Regions from separate parts of the Homo sapiens genome. Here region 2 is linked to region 1. Evidence: read pairs that join two places in POLR2A ChIA-PET (ENCODE). Cell type or tissue: MCF 10A. All regions are shown on one strand.

Region 1 (8,000 bases):
CAGTTCTTCCTTCCGCCGGGGGTCTATGTGATTCCACTCTGGTGCACTGAGGGGAAAACAAGCAGAGATGCTCGCTCCTGAGAGGTTCTACAAGCAGGGCAAGCTGTTTACTGCAGCTAAGCTTCCCCCTAAGAGCCAGAAACAAAATACCAAAAGCACTGCAGGCAGACAGAAAGGCAGAATGGACAGTGTGGCGCGAGCACACTGTCTGGGGAAGGGACACAGACCCAGGACACGGACTCCATGGGCACTAGCACGATGGCCTTGGACATGTGCCAGGAACATTATGACTCAAACATTATGCTCTAATTTTTACTCTCTAGGGCAAATTTGACATTTCTAATTAAGACTCCCAGGCCCCTGTTTGCAGGAATGGGGAGGCCCAGGAGAGAACGTGGATGAGTTCTCGTCACTGGAAAGGCAGGCACTCCAGTACCCATTAGTCACTTATCACTCTGGCTTATCCAGCAGTCTAGGGTGAATATGCTGACAGAGTCTAACCAGCTCTGGGGACATGGACATGGTTCACTTCCTTACACCCACGAGAATGATCATCCAGCCCAGTTTTACGGCAATTTCCCAGAAGAAACGTCACCCTGTGAGACCTCCTGCTGGTGGCCTTTCAAGGGCAATATCTATGCACTTTGTTTGAATGCCATCTCCAGCTTCCTGACCTTTACGAAGTTAGGTTTTCCTGAAATATGTATGTGACATCTAAGTAACAGAGCAGTATCAAGATCCATCTTTAAAAAAAAAAAAATCCCTGCCTGAATACCTTCAGCAAAACCTAAGCACCTTCTCTCCCCAGCATAAGAGCTGGGGCACACTCCAGCGCAGCCTCTTCCTCCAAGCCAGGCTTTAAGACCCCGGGGGTCAGCACGACAATTCCCAGAGCCTCTTCAATTCATTGAAACATTAATTTGATTAAAACCAAATCTCAGAATGTGCTTGTTATAAACAAAGATTAGGGCAGGAGTTGGAAAATTCCAGATCTGACCTACTGCTCCAATTTCTTTTTTTTACTTTTTTTTTTTTTTTTTAAGTAAAATCTCACTAATCCCTGGGCTGAGCTTAGGGATGTTGCCTTAGAGATTCGGCACCCTCCTCCTCCAATAGCTGATATATATAATTATCCCAGGTTGCATCTCCAGCTGGTAGGGCCTCCAGGACTTGACAGTCACCACCTCCCGCCTGCCAGGGAGCGGGTGCTCAGGGAAAGGAGAGAAAGTCAAACAAGCCCTTTGGACAGCTCGGTAGTGACTTTTGGTAAGAATGGCCCACATTCAGGGTTTCAATTTCACGTGGCCCTGTCATCCTTTTAGGGAAGTTGGCGGAACTGAGGTTTTGGGTTTTGCTCAATCTTACACAGTAGAATGAAAAATCCTTCCTACAGGAGGCTCATGTGTGGCCCTAGAGACACGTGTTTCTTCGTGACACAACCTGAAGGGAGTTACTGCCCCTCTGCGTGGTCATGACATGAGCAGTCATGATGCTGTGATTAAACTTGGCGATGTCCCCTTCGAAAGCCCTGGTGGCATCACAGAGTACCGACAGCACTTGAGGATTAAGGACGTATTGGGAGGGGGCATTATTGTGACCATTTTCATTTCTGGTGGTTCTTTGTCCATGAGACTGGCTAATTATTTTTTTTTTTTAAATGGAGTCTTGCTCTGTTGCCCAAGCTGGAATGCAGTGGCCCAATCTCGGCTCACTGCAACCTCCAACTCCTGGGTTCAAGCGATTTCCAGCTAATTTTTGTACTTTTAGTAGAGACGGGGTTTCACCATGTTGGTCAGGCTGGTCTCGAACTCCTGAGCTCAAGTGATCCACCCGCCTAGGCCTCCCAAAGTGTTAGGATTACAGGCCTGAGCCACTGTACCCAGCTGAGACTGGCTAATTCTAATTCCTCCCCCACACTAACCTGCCTCTGCCAGGCCAGCTGTGCTCACTGGACAGAAACCACCCCATGCTTTCCACCCTCCTGCATGATGGGGACATGGATTCCAGGGCCCAGCTGTCCTGGGACATCACCACCTCTGACTGACTTTCCCTCATCAGCAGAGAGGCCTGCCCAAGAGGAGTCTCTCCAGTCAGTGATCAAACGTGCCTAGGGTAGGAGCGAGTGCCGCTGCCTCATTCATCACTGCTGCCAGGGCCCGGGGCTCCTAGGGTCAAATTTCATTTTCTCAGCATCCTTGTTTCTTCTTGGTGCTGAGGGGTTTGGCCTTTGTCAGTGTCCAGTGTTTGTGGAGTGGAAAGAAACAGACTGTGAGTGATCGATTTGACCTTTGGACCAGCACGGTGCGTCAGGTAAAAAACACAAAAACCTTTCAGCGCAAAGCAAAATTCCACAGAGCCGCCAAACTTTCAAATGCCAAAGCAGAAAGCCAGAATCGAAGACTACAGCCCAGTGGTTTTTATTTTGCTTTTCCCAGCCTGGATCCATTTAATACTCTTTTCTGAACACACTGTGTGATCTGCAGACAGGACGTGCTGCTGAACTCACTGTGACATCGATCTCATTGTTGTGTGTTTTACACGACACCCTTCCGCAGAGGGAGAGATGACTGGAGAAGCGGGGGAAAAAAACCTACTCATCGCTCCAGGCTCCCGACCACTCCACTTCACCCCATGGATTCCTGAGTCTGATCAGCTTCTCTGGATGGCCCTGGAAATTCACCTGCAAATTCCATACACAGAAAAGCGACTGAATTACTATGCTCCTGTTGCCTTGCAGGCATGTCTGCACCTGACAGGATCTGCATTAAATTTTTCAAATGTCCCTAAAGGACCACACTTTTATTTTCCTTTAATGCATCTTTTCAGGCTTGGGCCAAGTGTTTTCATAATTTGTTTGAATAAATGAGGTATTTTTCATAATTTGTTTGAATAAATGAAGAGTGAGTCTAGCCCAAAAACAAGCTTATGTCTGCTTTAACTCAGATTTAGATTTTATAGTTGACTAAGATTGACTGAGCTTTTAATACATGAGACCTAATGATAATAAACGCCCTCCAAACAAACACCAAAGCACGGCAGTTAACATTTATCGAGCAGGTACTACAGATGAGGTGTAGTGCTAAGCATTTTAGGTGCTTTATTGCCTCATTTAACACTCACGACAATCCTGAGAAGATAAAGAATTATCTTCATTTCATAGCTCAAAAATCTGAGACTTAAAGAAGTTACATTATCCGAGATTATCTAGTTAGTAAGTGGTGAACGCAGGCCAGGAACTCAGGCAGTCCGTCTCCAAAGCCCATACTCCTAAATCCACATATACTGCTTTCCCCTATTTATTGAACACTCAAGCATAAGCCCCTTGGGCCCCTGCACACACACTGGCATTCACATATACACACACCAACTGTGTAGGCTGTTAGGTCCTCATTGTCTTCATTTCCTGTGTATCCCCCAACTCACCTAGCCCAATGTTTGCATGTACATGTTCAATTCCCATTTATGAGATTAACTTCATTAAAGAGCATATTTGGGCCAGGCGCAGTGGCTCACGCCTGTGATCCCAGCACTTTGGGAGGCCGAGGTGGGCAGATCATGAGGTCAGGAGATCAAGACCATCCTAGCCAACATGGTGAAACCCCATCTCTACTAAAAATACAAAAAAAATAATTAGCTGGGCGTGGTGGCGCGTGCCTGTAATCCCAGCTACTCGGGAGGCTGAGGCAGGAAAATCACTTGAACCAGGGAGTCAGAGGTTGCAGTGAGCCGAGATCGTGCCCCTGCACTCCAGCCTGGTGATAGAGCAAGACTCCACCTGAAAAAAAAAAAAAAGAAAAAAGAAAAGCATATTTATGAAACACAAACACATGTAAAGAACATCTGTTTCATTTAACTCTATTTATTTATTTATTTTTGAGACAGGGCCTCTCTCTGCCACCTAGGCAGGAGTGAAGTGGTGCAATCACTGCAGGCTCTCAAGCGCCTGCCCGGGCTCAAGCGATCCTCCCACCTCAGCCTCCCGAGTAGCTGGAACTACAGGCACACCCTACTATGCCTGGCCTATTTCAGTTAAATAAATAACAAGAGGTGGGACATTCATTGCATTTCCCTTTCTGCCTTGGCCATTGGGAAGCCCAAAGCAAAATTAATTTCTCAATTATAGCACTGTCTTCAGCGTGGATTGATGTATTTTACTTAGTTGTGTGGTTTTATCATGTCTGTTCTTTTAATGGTAAACCACTAGCTGGGTATGGTGGCTCACACCTGTAATTTCAGCACTTTGGGAGGCCGAGGCAGGAGGATGGCTTGAACCCAGGAGTTCAAGACCAGCCTGGGCAACACAGACAGACTCTGTCTCTACAAAAATTTTTAAAAAATTAATAATTAGCCAGGCATGATGGCACTTGCCTGTAGTCCCAGCTACTTGGGAGGCTGAAGCAGGAGGGTCACTTGAGCCCAGGAGGTTGAGGCTGCAGTGAGCCAAGATCATGCAACTGCAGTCCCACCTGGGCAATGGAGCAAGACCCTGTCTCTAAATAAATAAATAAATAAATAAATAAATAAAATCATTGTAAGCCACCTTAAATCCCTTTTGAAAGAAGACACAATGTAGGAAATAAAAATAATGAATAGGCCGGGTGCGGTGGCTCACACCTGTAATCCCAGCACTTTGGGAGGTCGAGGCGGGCAGATCATGAGGTCAGGAAATCGAGACCATCCTGGCTGACACAGTGAAACCCCGTCTCTACTAAAAATACAAAAATTAGCTGGGCGTGGTGGCGGGCGCCTGTAGTCCCAGCTACTCAGGAGGCTGAGGCAGGAGAATGGCGTGAACCCGAGAGGCGGAGCTTGCAGTGAGCCGAGATTGCATCACTGCACTCCAGCCTGGGCGACAGAGCGAGACTCCGTCTCAAAAAATAAAAAATAAAAATAAAAAAAAATAATGACTAGTATAGCCCATGTTTTTTCCTCGGGTTGGAGAGTGAGGAATACTTACATGCCTTTCCATGACTCTACCCCACCCTAAAAGCTGGGACTACTGCCCCTTTTCCTGTTTTGGGATTTTGTGAGTTCCCACTGTTTTGCCCACACAAACATATTTTTTGGAAGATCTGTAGAATCTAACTGACAATCTCTACAGCTTTCCTGGCTGCATCTAAGGAGAGGGCTTGCATTTAGTTAGAACCTATTGAGCAAAAGCTCAGAGAGGTTACGTTGTCCATCTTCAAGTGAGTAAGAGTCAGAAGAACCTTCTTTTATTTTTTTTGTTTTAGAAAAAAAATTTTTAATTTTTTCGTAGCGATGAGGTCTTACTATGTTGCCCAGGAATGGTCTTGAACTCCTGGCCTCAAGTAATCTTCCCACTTCAGCCTCCCAAAGTGCTGGGATTACAGGTGTGAGCCACCACACCTGGCCGGAAGAGCTGTTCTAATGAGCAAAAGCTAATGCTCATCTGTGGTGTCAGGGGTTCTGTACAGGCAGAGTGCATCCCAATATGGCAGTGAAGCTCAAAAGCCAATTCCGAACCTTCTAGTAGTAATCACCTCTTTCCTCCTGTCGAGATGGCTTGGATTCATGGAAATATTATCACACGTTACCTTCCCCACCTTCCACACAATTTTACCTCTTCGACTCCAGTGACAGAGTACGCATGACTCTTAACCAGCTTCTGGCTGGTGATGGCTTCGGCTTCGGCTGCACTGGAGACCTGCGTAGAGAAGAAAGTCCACTCAGTGGCTGACCCTGACCTCTCAGGGGCCGGCCGTAGAATGCTTTCCAAGGACACACTACACAGCCACTGGGGGCTTCAGTGTGGGACTAGGGGTGTAGGCATGGCTATGAACCTCAGGTAAAGAGTCATCTCCATCCAGACTCCCTCTTTAATTAGGCCTGTAGTTCCGGGCCAGTGCAGGTGCCTGCCAAGCCTGGAAGACAATTTACCAGCCTTCAAAATGCCACCAAGAAACTGGGAAGTCATTTATTCTCTGAGAGTGACCCCCAGCTGCCTGAAGAAGGCTAATTCTCCATGCTGATGGCTCTGGACAGGTCCCAGTCCTCCAAGGTTCTCCCTGAGTGGACTCCTCATTACCCTTCCCATTTCCTCAGCACCCCCTCTCCCATGCCCCATACCACCCCTCCACCAAAAACCACATCTCCTGCTGGGGTTTGCAGAGAGAGGAAAAAGGGAGGATCTTCTCACTTTGTCGTTCACATTTCTAAAATCACCAGGTAAGGACAAGAGAGGAAGACAGGGCAGCCAGAGGGCAGCTGGTCACAGGAGCCCGAGGTGGTGACAGGACCTCAGGGCTGGGGGCCTCCAGCCTCTGTTTCCACAGCCACCTTGGAAATCCACACAGCTCAGCCTCCTGTCCAGCCACAGCCTCTGGTTTCAGAACTTGTCTTTTCTTCAGGGATCTCAAGATCCATCAGGTATCATCAATCATCACATTTGTTTTCCAAAACCTCAAGATTATTTAGCAAAAAGGAGGTAGCAAATGGGGGGCCTAGGATCCAGGGATCCTAGACTATGTTCTTAGGGCCACTCCAGCAGTACTGAAGGGGCTCTAACAACGAGAGGGAAATTGGGGCTCCTGCAATGCAACTAACCCCAGTTCCTACCCACTAATTAGGTCTTCACCAGCCCCTATATGTTCAGGCCTTTGTGTCACTAGACTTGCCCACTAAGCTCCAGACTCTGCTCTGACCCAAAGCCTTCCTAGGCCTCTCTCCCGCTGTCTCATCCCTTCCCTACCACACAAGGGGTGGCGGTGGGGGGAGGTGGGGCAGTAGAGAAGCCATATGCCTCACATCAATGGAGCAGCCCAGCAGAGACCCCGCACAGAGGGCCTTCCGGATGATCTGATATAGATTGGCTGGTGGTTTCTTCAGGTCATAAAACTCAGAGATGCCACCTGTGAAATCCTCAAACCCCTCCACTGTGGAACCTCCAGCGAGAGCCTCATAACAACCATTAAGCCTATTGGAAAAGAAAGAACACATGCTCCATTAGCACCCTCAGCAAGGAGACCCGGGGATTGGGGACCGGGACAGTGCTAGGACATACTGTGGCCTGGAAGATAAAGGAAGGCTCTTTGCCTATTTTGCCTATGGGCCAGGAAGGTGCTTAGGCCACTGTTTCATGTGCCCAGCTCAGCACTTCACTAGGAACTGACCTCAGCCAACCTCTCTCCAGCCACCCCCTCCTTTACAAAGCCAAGGGCAACCCCTCCAGAGTTGGCCCCAGCTGCCTGGGTTTCTGGGGGCTGGGGGCACAGATGGGGAGAAGGAGAACTTTCCCTCAAGGCTGAGAGGCATCTGCTGAGGCTTGCTGGGAAATAGAACTGGAAAGGAACTGGGGTTGCAGAAAAGGGTATCAGTAAACAAAACTAATTAAAAGAACCCCAAAGAAGGTTTTGAACATCAAACGCTGGTGAGAAGAACTCCTGAGGAAAGAGCAGACACTTTGTTGAGTTTGGTATCTAGTACATTTGTTTTATTATTCTTCATCATTCTTTTAAACGTTTACATTGCCCCAGGAACCTACCTTGGGATTTGAAAGAGGAAAAGCTCAGGCCCAGAGGGGCAGGGAGGCTGGCCCCACCACATACACATTCACCCGAGGCAGAGCTGAGATGCTAAACTCCCCGCCCAGATTTCTGTTTCTCTTAGTTACTGAAAAATGCTCTCTCTCCGGCTCATGGGGGTCTGGATGCTGGGAAAGACGCCATGACGCCCTGAGTTTGGGGTGGGGAGGCAGACGTGGGAGGGACAGGTGAGAGCTTTCAGGGAGGCTCTGGCGTCTCCCAGCTCCTGGCTTCCCCCACTTACTTGGCATAGGCTTTCTCCAGCAGGGCACTCCAGAATTCATTGCCTTGTTCCGAGTGTAGGAAGAGCAGCTGTCCATTCTTGGTGGGCAGCCTGTCGTCAATGACCACCTCCACCCACTCTCCGTACTGCCAGAACTGGGGAGGGGGGACACAGCGGCTGCTCACATGAATAAGCAGATGTGTAAAGGGAGTCCCTCCAGGGGACCTCACGTG
Region 2 (8,000 bases), 430 kb before region 1:
CGTGTTGTCCAGGCTGTTCTCAAACTCCTGGGCTCAAGTGATGCACCCACCTCAGCATCCCAAAGTGCTAGGATTACAGACATGAGCCACCACTGTGCCCACCCCAGACTGGGTGATTTATAAAGAAAATAAGGGGTTTTTTTGGGCTCATGGAGGCTGGGAAACCCAAGAGCATGGCACTGGCATCTGGTGAGGGCTTTCTTGCTGCAGCATCTCGTGGTGGAAGGACAAGTGAACATGACAGACAGAGAATGGAGGCTAAACTTAAGCTTTTTATCAGGAGTCTACTCCCATGATAACTAACCTGCTCCCACAATAATGGCCTGAATGCATTCATTAGAATGGTGTCCCTGTGACTTACTCACCTCTTAAAGGCTCCGTATCTTAATACTGTTACAGTGTCAATTAAATCTCAACATGAGCTTAGTAGAGGTCAAACATTCAAACTCCAGCAGTGACATTATGTGAGGCTCATTCCTAAAAGGCAATACAGCTTCTGCCTGGTTCTCTTGGGACACCTGCTCTTGGAATCCAGCTACCATGCTGTGAGGAAGCCCAAGCCTCCTGGAGAGGCCATGTGTGGCTCTTCTGACTGAGCTGACAACCAGATTGGTTATGGAAACTTCTGAGATGGCTCCAGCCCCAATTAACCTCGATTGTGTAAGAAACATCTAGCTGAACCCATTCAACCGCCAGAACTGTGAGAGGTGATAATAAAAATATTGCTCATGTTTTAAGCCACCGTGTTTTGGGATGATTTGTAAACAGCAATAGATAATTGGTGCCACAATTCTGGCAGCAGAGCACTAAGACCAAAACCCTGTTATAAGCTTCTGCTCTGATCATTTAACCCCTACCACTTTCCTGGGTGATCAGCCATTTGTTCAACTTGCATTGGGTGAGCATTCGCCTCATGCCAGGCTCTGTGTCACACTGAGGGCCCAGTGAGGGGTGAACAAACAGACTTGGTGCTGGCATTCAGAGAAGGGACATCTGTTACTCGGGAGACCCTCATTCCCCTTATCTCATGAAGTGAAGGGGATCTGGTCCCACCTGGCTTCTTCCCTCTTCCTTTCCCTGCAGCCAGGCTGGGCCTGGAGTGTCCTAGCACATGTCACTCTAGTGACTGAATTCTGGACATTATTATTGGCTTCCTGTGAGAACCGAAGCAGGGGCCCTTGAGGGATAAGATCAGATGAACAGGTTTAAACCAAAAGGGAGACAAAGCCACCCCAAACTGAGAGGCAGGATGGAGTACAGGGAGACGTCCAGAAAGCAGGGACCTAATCTAGGATGGGGAGATTTGAAAGACAGGAAGGAGGGTCTGTGCTGGTGGTTGGCATTGTTGGGGCGCCAAGGGGGTCACTCAGGGTGGTGTCTCTCATGTGGCCTTTGGTTCTTTCTCCAGAGAAGCACTCAGGCGAGGAGGCTGGGTCATGTTTCAGGGTTGTTAAAAATACAGCAGTAACTCACTGAGTGCCGCCTTCTATGGGGTTGGCCTGGGGAGCTGTAAAGTATAAAGGGAAACCTCTTCCCCAGGTGCAAGGACCTGCTGCTGGCAGTTGATGGAGCAACTGTGGGAGTGGTGATTGGCTGCTTTGAGGAGGCCCAAGAAGTGAGCTGCCACCTCACAACTCCAGGGGCTGGGCAAGGATGAGAGAGTCTCAGATTCATTGCTGGGGCTTGGAGTCTAAGGGGCATGGAGGGATGTAGTAGTCAGCTAGAGCTGCCATAATAAAGCACCAGAAACAGGATGGCTTACACAACAGAAATGTATTTTCTCATCGTTCTGCAGACCAGAAGTCCAAGATCAAGGGGTCAGCAGGATTGTTCCTCCTGAGGGTTAGGAGGGAGAATCTGCTCTAGGCCTCTCTCCTGGTTTCTAGTGTTTGCCAGCAATCTTTGCCATTTCTTGGTTTGTAAAAGCATCACCTGATTTCTGCCTTGGTCTTCAGGTGATGTTCTCCCTGTCTGCATGTTTGTGTCTAAATTTCCCCTTTTTATAAGGACATCAGTCATATTGGATTAGGACTCACCCTTCTCCAGTATTACTGCATCTTAACTTGATTACTTCTGTAAAGATTTCTTCTCCAAGTGAAGTCACATTCTGAGGTACTGGTTAGGACTCCAGTGTATGGCTTTGAAGGGACACAATTCACCCATAACATGAGACGATAATGTCAACCAGGCACCTAGTTCTATAGCTGACTTCTTGATCTCAGGTAATGTGCTCAACAACTCTGTGATAAAAATACTATACATTTTTTTCTAATTATTTATTATAAAATTTTAAAAACATACAGCAGTCACTACTAAAAATACAAAAAATTAGCTGGGTGTGGTGGTGGGTGTCTGTAGTCCCAGCTACTCGGGAGGCTGAGGCAGGAGAATGGCGTGAATCTGGGAGACAGAGCTTGCAGTGAGCTGAGATTGCACCACTGCACTCCAGCCTGGGCGACAGAGCAAGACTCTGTCTCAAAAAAAAAAAACAAAAAAAACCCAAACATACAGCAAAGCTGAAAGAATTTTACAGTGAGCACCCTTCCCATATGCCCACTAGCTACATTCTACTATTGACATTTTACCTTATTTGCCTTGTCACATAATCTGTCCATCTATTCATCCTCAATCCACCCATTAATCCACCTTATTTTCTGGTGCATTTCAAAGTAAATTGCAAACATCAATACGTTTTTCCCTAAAGTTAGCAGTCAATCATTAACTAGAGTTCAATATTTTCTTTACAGATTTTTCTTCTGAGGTACAATGAAGTGCTCAAATCTTAAGTATACATTTATTGAGTTTTAAGGAAAGCAAACAGCTGTGTAATCCAAATGCCTAGCAAGATATAGAACATTACCATCACCATGGAAATTTCCCTCATGTCCTTTCCCAATCTCTGCCTCCACCCCTCAGAGGCAACCACCAGTCGATTTTTCCACTGTAGCTTAGTTTTGCCTGTTCTAGAACTTCATAAAAAGTGGAATCAGATGCAATTTACTCATTCATTTAAGGCTTCTTCCACTGATCGTCATGTTGTCAAGCTTCATCCGTGCTGAATGAATGTTGTAGTGTGTATCTGTAATTCATTGCTCCTTATTGCTGAGTAGTATCTCATTGTATGGACGTGCCACACTTCTCCTGATGAGCCTCTGGGCTGTTTTCAGCTCTCGGCTACTGCAAATAAGTATGTATTTGCATCTCCATTTTAGGGATAACGAAGTGATGCTCAGGAAGTTTAAGTGGCTTGTTGAAGGTCATATGGGTCATGAGGGGCAGAACCAAGATTTGAACTCAGCCAGATTGGTCAGATGCCAGAGCCTAAAGCATTTTCTTTTTAATTCCTTTGTGATATGTTTGCTTTCCGTGGTGTGGGGTGGCCTGGGAAGTAAAGTATACCATGGGATGTGTATTTTACCTTCATCTGACTGATTTGCATTATAGTCAGGCAGTCTGCAATTGCAAGAGTGGTTTTGAGTCCCTGCTTCACCATTTACCAGCCGTGTGACCCTGGGCACATGACTAAACTTGCTTCTGTCTCTGCTTCCTGATCTGTACAATGGGGAGATAACAGCATACATAGGGTTGTTGTGAGGGTTAAATAACGAATTAATATATGAAAGCCCAGTGACTGTGCCAGGCATATGGTAAGTGCCATATGAATGTGAGATATTTGACAATTATCTCTTGAGCACTATCTCCAGGCCACATCCATGTGCTAAGTATACAAGGATGACTAACGCATTGTATCGGGCCCACCTTGTCTGCACCTTTCATCCTCTGGATAGATCCCTCTTTTCCTGTGGCCATTGGTGAGGCCATCAGCTTCAAGCAGGTATACCTGTCGGCATCTTGCCTTGTTGTTCCCTCCTCTCTATGAGGAACTGCCATACCCTTCTCCACCGCGGCTGCGCCACTTCACATCCCAGCAACAGTGCACAGGGGTTCCAGTGTCTCCACATGCTTGCCAACATGTCTCCCTCCTTTCCTCCCTCATTCCCTCCCTCCCTTCCTTCCTTCCTTCTTTCTTTCCTTCCTTCCCTTCCTCCCTCCCTCCTTCCTTCCCTCCCTCCTTCTCTCTCTTTTTCTTTCTTTCTTTCTTTTTTCTTTCTTTCTCTTTCTTTCTTTTCTTCCTTCCTTCCTTCTTCCTTTCCATTCCTTTCCTTTCATTTCCTTTTCTTTCCTTTCCTTTCCTTCTCTGTCATTCTTTCTTAATATTAAACTTTTAGCTATGGAAAACAGTATAGCTATTTCTCAAAAAATTAAAACTAAAGTTACCATATGATCCAGTAATACCTCTTCTGGGTATATATCCAAAAGAATTGAAAGCAGGGTCTTGATATACTTGTACACCATGTTTATAGCAGCATTATTCACAATGGCCAAAAGCTGGAAGCAACCCAAGTGTCCATTGACGGATGACTAAATAAGCAAAATGTGGTCTATCCATATAAAGGAATATTAGTTGACCATAAAAGGCAAGGAAATTATGACACAAACTACAACTTATGTCAAGCTACAACTTGCTGGATGAAACTTGAGGACAGTATGCTAAGTGAAATCAGCTAGACACAAAAAGACAAGCACCATATACTTCCATTTCTTTGAGGTACGTGGAATAGTGAAAGTCATAGGGACGGGAAGTAGAATATGGTGGCTACCAGGGACCAGGGGTAGCAGGTAACAGGGAAATATTGTTTCGTGGGTATAGGGTTTCACTTTCACCAGATGAAGAGTTCTGGAAATGGATGGTGGTGATGGTTGCACAACAATGTGGGTGTACCTAATGCTGATGAAATATGCAGTTAAAAATGGTTAAGATGGTTTTATGTTACAAAATACATATTTTATCAAAATTTTAAAAAATTTAATACTTTTAGAAAATTTTAAAATTGGAAAAAAGTTGTCTGTGTGAATTGTTTCCTTGTCTACTGTTGAAGTCAAAATAAAAAAGTGGAGATGAACCAAAATAAAAATAGAGAGATGAATCTCGAAATGTAGCATTTTATTTGGGAAGAAAGAATTGCAATTCACGGCATACACACAGACAGAGTGGTCTTCTGAAGATGGTATGCCTGAAGAACAAAGAGAAGGTTGGGGGTTTTATAAAAAAAGGGAAATGTTACATGTGTTATTGGGAGAAAGTTCACTGGTATTAGCAAAGCCCTGGGAACTGGCAAGCTCTGACTGGTGAGCCATGAAGATGGGCAAAAGCCATGAAGGTAGTCCCATAGTTGCAGCAAGTTAGCTCAGCAGCTATGTGAACAACTGGCCTCAGGTTACAACCAGCAGCTTCAGCAGCCAGACTTGCAGAGCTGTACATTCCTGGAGCAACGTTATGTGTCCTGAGTGCTTTCCACCACTGGTTGTTCCTTCTCCTTCTTCTCCTTCTTCTCCTTCTTTTCCTTCTTCTCTTCTCCTCCTTCTTTTCCTTCTTCTCTTCTCCTCCTTCTCCTCTTCCTCCTCCTTCCTTTTCCTCTTCCTCTTCCTCTTCTTCCTCTTTCTTCTGTTCTTTTTTTTTAATTTAATTTTATTTTTTATTATACTTTAAGTTTTAGGGTACATGTGCACATTGTGCAGGTTAGTTACATATGTATACATGTGCCATGCTGGTGCGCTGCACCCACTAACTCATCATCTAGCATTAGGTGTATCTCCCAATGCTATCCCTCCCCCCTCCCCCCTTCCCCCCCCCACAATAGTCCCCAGAGTGTGATGTTCCCCTTCCTGTGTCCATGTGATCTCATTGTTCAATTCCCACCTATGAGTGAGAATATGCGGTGTTTGGTTCCTCTTTCGTCTTTTCTTCTTCTTCTTCTTCTTCCTCCTCCTCCTCCTTCTTCTTCTACCTCTTCTTCCTCTTCTTCCTCCTCCTCCTCTTCTTCTTCTTCTTCTTTTTTCTTTTTTTTTTTTTGACAGAGTCTTGCTCTGTCACCCAGGCTGGAGTGCAGTGGTGCGATCTTGGCTCACTGCAGCCTCTACTTCCAGATTCAAGCGATTCTCCTGCCTCAGCCTCTCTAATAGCTGGGACTACAGGCATGTGCCAGCACACCTGGCTAATTTTTTTATTATTATACTTTAAGTTTTAGGGTACATGTGCACAACGTGCAGGTTTGTTACATATGTATACATGTGCCATGTTGGTGTGCTGCACCCATTAACTCGTCATTTAACATTAGGTATATCTCCTAATGCTATCCCTCCCCTCTCCCCCCACCCCACAACAGGCCCCGGTGTGTGATGTTTCCCTTCCTGTGTCCACGTGTTCTCATTGTTCAGTTCCCACCTATGAGTGAGAATATGTGGTGTTTGGTTATTTGTTCTTGCGATAGTTTACTGAGAATGATGATTTCCAGTCCAGTCCCTTTCCCACGTGCCTTGCCCAGCCACAATGCCTCTCAGCGCAGCCCCCTCGCGGCTTCCCTTCCCCAGTCTTGCTTCATGCCACACTGTGCGTTGGGAGAGCTCCCAAAACCCTCCTATGGTTCCCTGCTGCCCTAGAGATGAAGCCCACCCTCCTCAACATGGCCACAAGGCCCCCGGCAGCTGGCAGAAGGCTTGGGGACCCTGGTGGAGCCTCCGTGGGCAAACCGTTTGTCCCCTACCATCATGCTTGGTGTATGGCTGCATTTGCCCTGTGCTTGTCTCCTCTGCTCTCTAAGTGATCTAAGGGCTGTCCTTGTCACTCTTGTTTACCCTGAATCCCCGGATCTCTCACAATCCCTGGCACTCCAAAAATATTGTCAAATAAATACATGATCAAGGAGAGCTAACACAGGAGCCCTTTGCCTCACCTCCTGTGCCCTGGTGCCAGGCTGGCATGACATGCCTTCCTCTAGGTGCCTTGGGAACCCAGCCTGAGTTCAGCTTTATGAGGAAGATAGGACAGCCCAGGTCTTGCCAATTCACAGGAACTTTTGCCACTTTTAGCCCATTTAAGGCTGACAGAGATTGGTCTAGAATCAGGAAAAGTTGAATTCAAGTACAGCAGGGTGGGCTTGACCCAGTCACAGGACCTCCAGTGACATCATTGGATCATTGGATTTTGCAAGATAGTGAACGTCAGGGAGTCCCACAGTGGCACCATGAGGAGTCAGCCCACAGTCAATTCCTCCTCTCACTTTCTCTTTCTCAGATCTTTGCAGACAAAGTATCCCGTTCAGACTGTTAAATACTGCACTTTCGGCCGGGTGCGGTGGCACATGCCTGTAATCCCAGCACTTTGGGAGGCTGAGGCTGGTGGATCACTTGAGGTGAGGAGATCGAGACCAGCCTGGCCAACATGATGAAACCCCATCTCTACTAAAAATACAAAAATTAAATAATAAATTACAAATAAATAAAATAAAATAAAACAAAATAAAATAAAATACTGCACTTTCAAAATGGTTGGCTTTGACCATTTTACCAATGAGGAAACTAGCTTACACGGGAGGGCTGGAGGCAATGTTTTTTTTTTTTGCCAGCATCCAAGTGGGATGCCTCCTCCCAAAGCAGCCCTGGATTTTTCCCTCAGGCCATGGGAGGACCCAATGTGACGGGCACCAGGCTGGTCCTACACTATGCCTGGCCACCCCAGCTCAGCCAACACGTGACTCTTTCTCCATGCTCATCCTTCATGTTTCTTCATCATTACCCAGAGCTCCCAGACCTAACAGCTTGCTCCTAGTGGCACGCAGGCATTCAGAGACTCAGAAATTATACTCTGAGCCAATTGGGCCATGTTATGTTCCTTGTGCTCATATGGAGCATACACTGAAGGAAGTAGAAGCAGAGAATATCAGAGCCAGAGGGACCCTAGGAGCCATCAGTGTTCACTTCTCTTCTCTCCTGATGGGGAAACTGAGGCCCAGACAGCTGAACCATGGTAGGAGTCCTTTTCCTGACTCCCCCTCCCATGCTCTTCCTACACCCGAGCTGCCTTCCCGGCTCCTTTATGAAGCACTAGACTGCCCTGGCCTGTGGGGTTGGGGAGAAGGAAAATCAATAGAGACAGTAAT

Evidence for each region. Peaks named below come from ENCODE experiments on the same cell type or tissue, not always from the same donor. Only the 100,000 strongest peaks of a DNase experiment are listed, where the experiment ranks them.
Region 2: POLR2A ChIA-PET joins it to region 1 with 5 read pairs; 2 of 35 experiments call an interaction of 5 or more read pairs at or near these places.

What each region holds. Positions count from the first base shown.
Region 1 is chr1:223,620,221-223,628,220 of GRCh38, forward strand. CAPN8 (calpain 8) reads right to left here. Exons shown (of 21, transcript NM_001143962.2): 4 at 7,789-7,922; 5 at 6,769-6,937; 6 at 5,585-5,668; 7 at 2,595-2,680; 8 at 1-46. Among named protein-coding and RNA genes, the nearest start is that of CAPN8, 41 kb to the right of the region's middle. In MCF 10A, a CTCF peak has its summit at 5,299; no DNase peak of the experiment used is centred here.
Region 2 is chr1:223,194,020-223,202,019 of GRCh38, forward strand. No RefSeq gene overlaps it. Among named protein-coding and RNA genes, the nearest start is that of TLR5, 55 kb to the left of the region's middle. In MCF 10A, no CTCF peak of the experiment used is centred here; DNase peaks (open chromatin) are centred at 4,492, 4,742 and 5,252.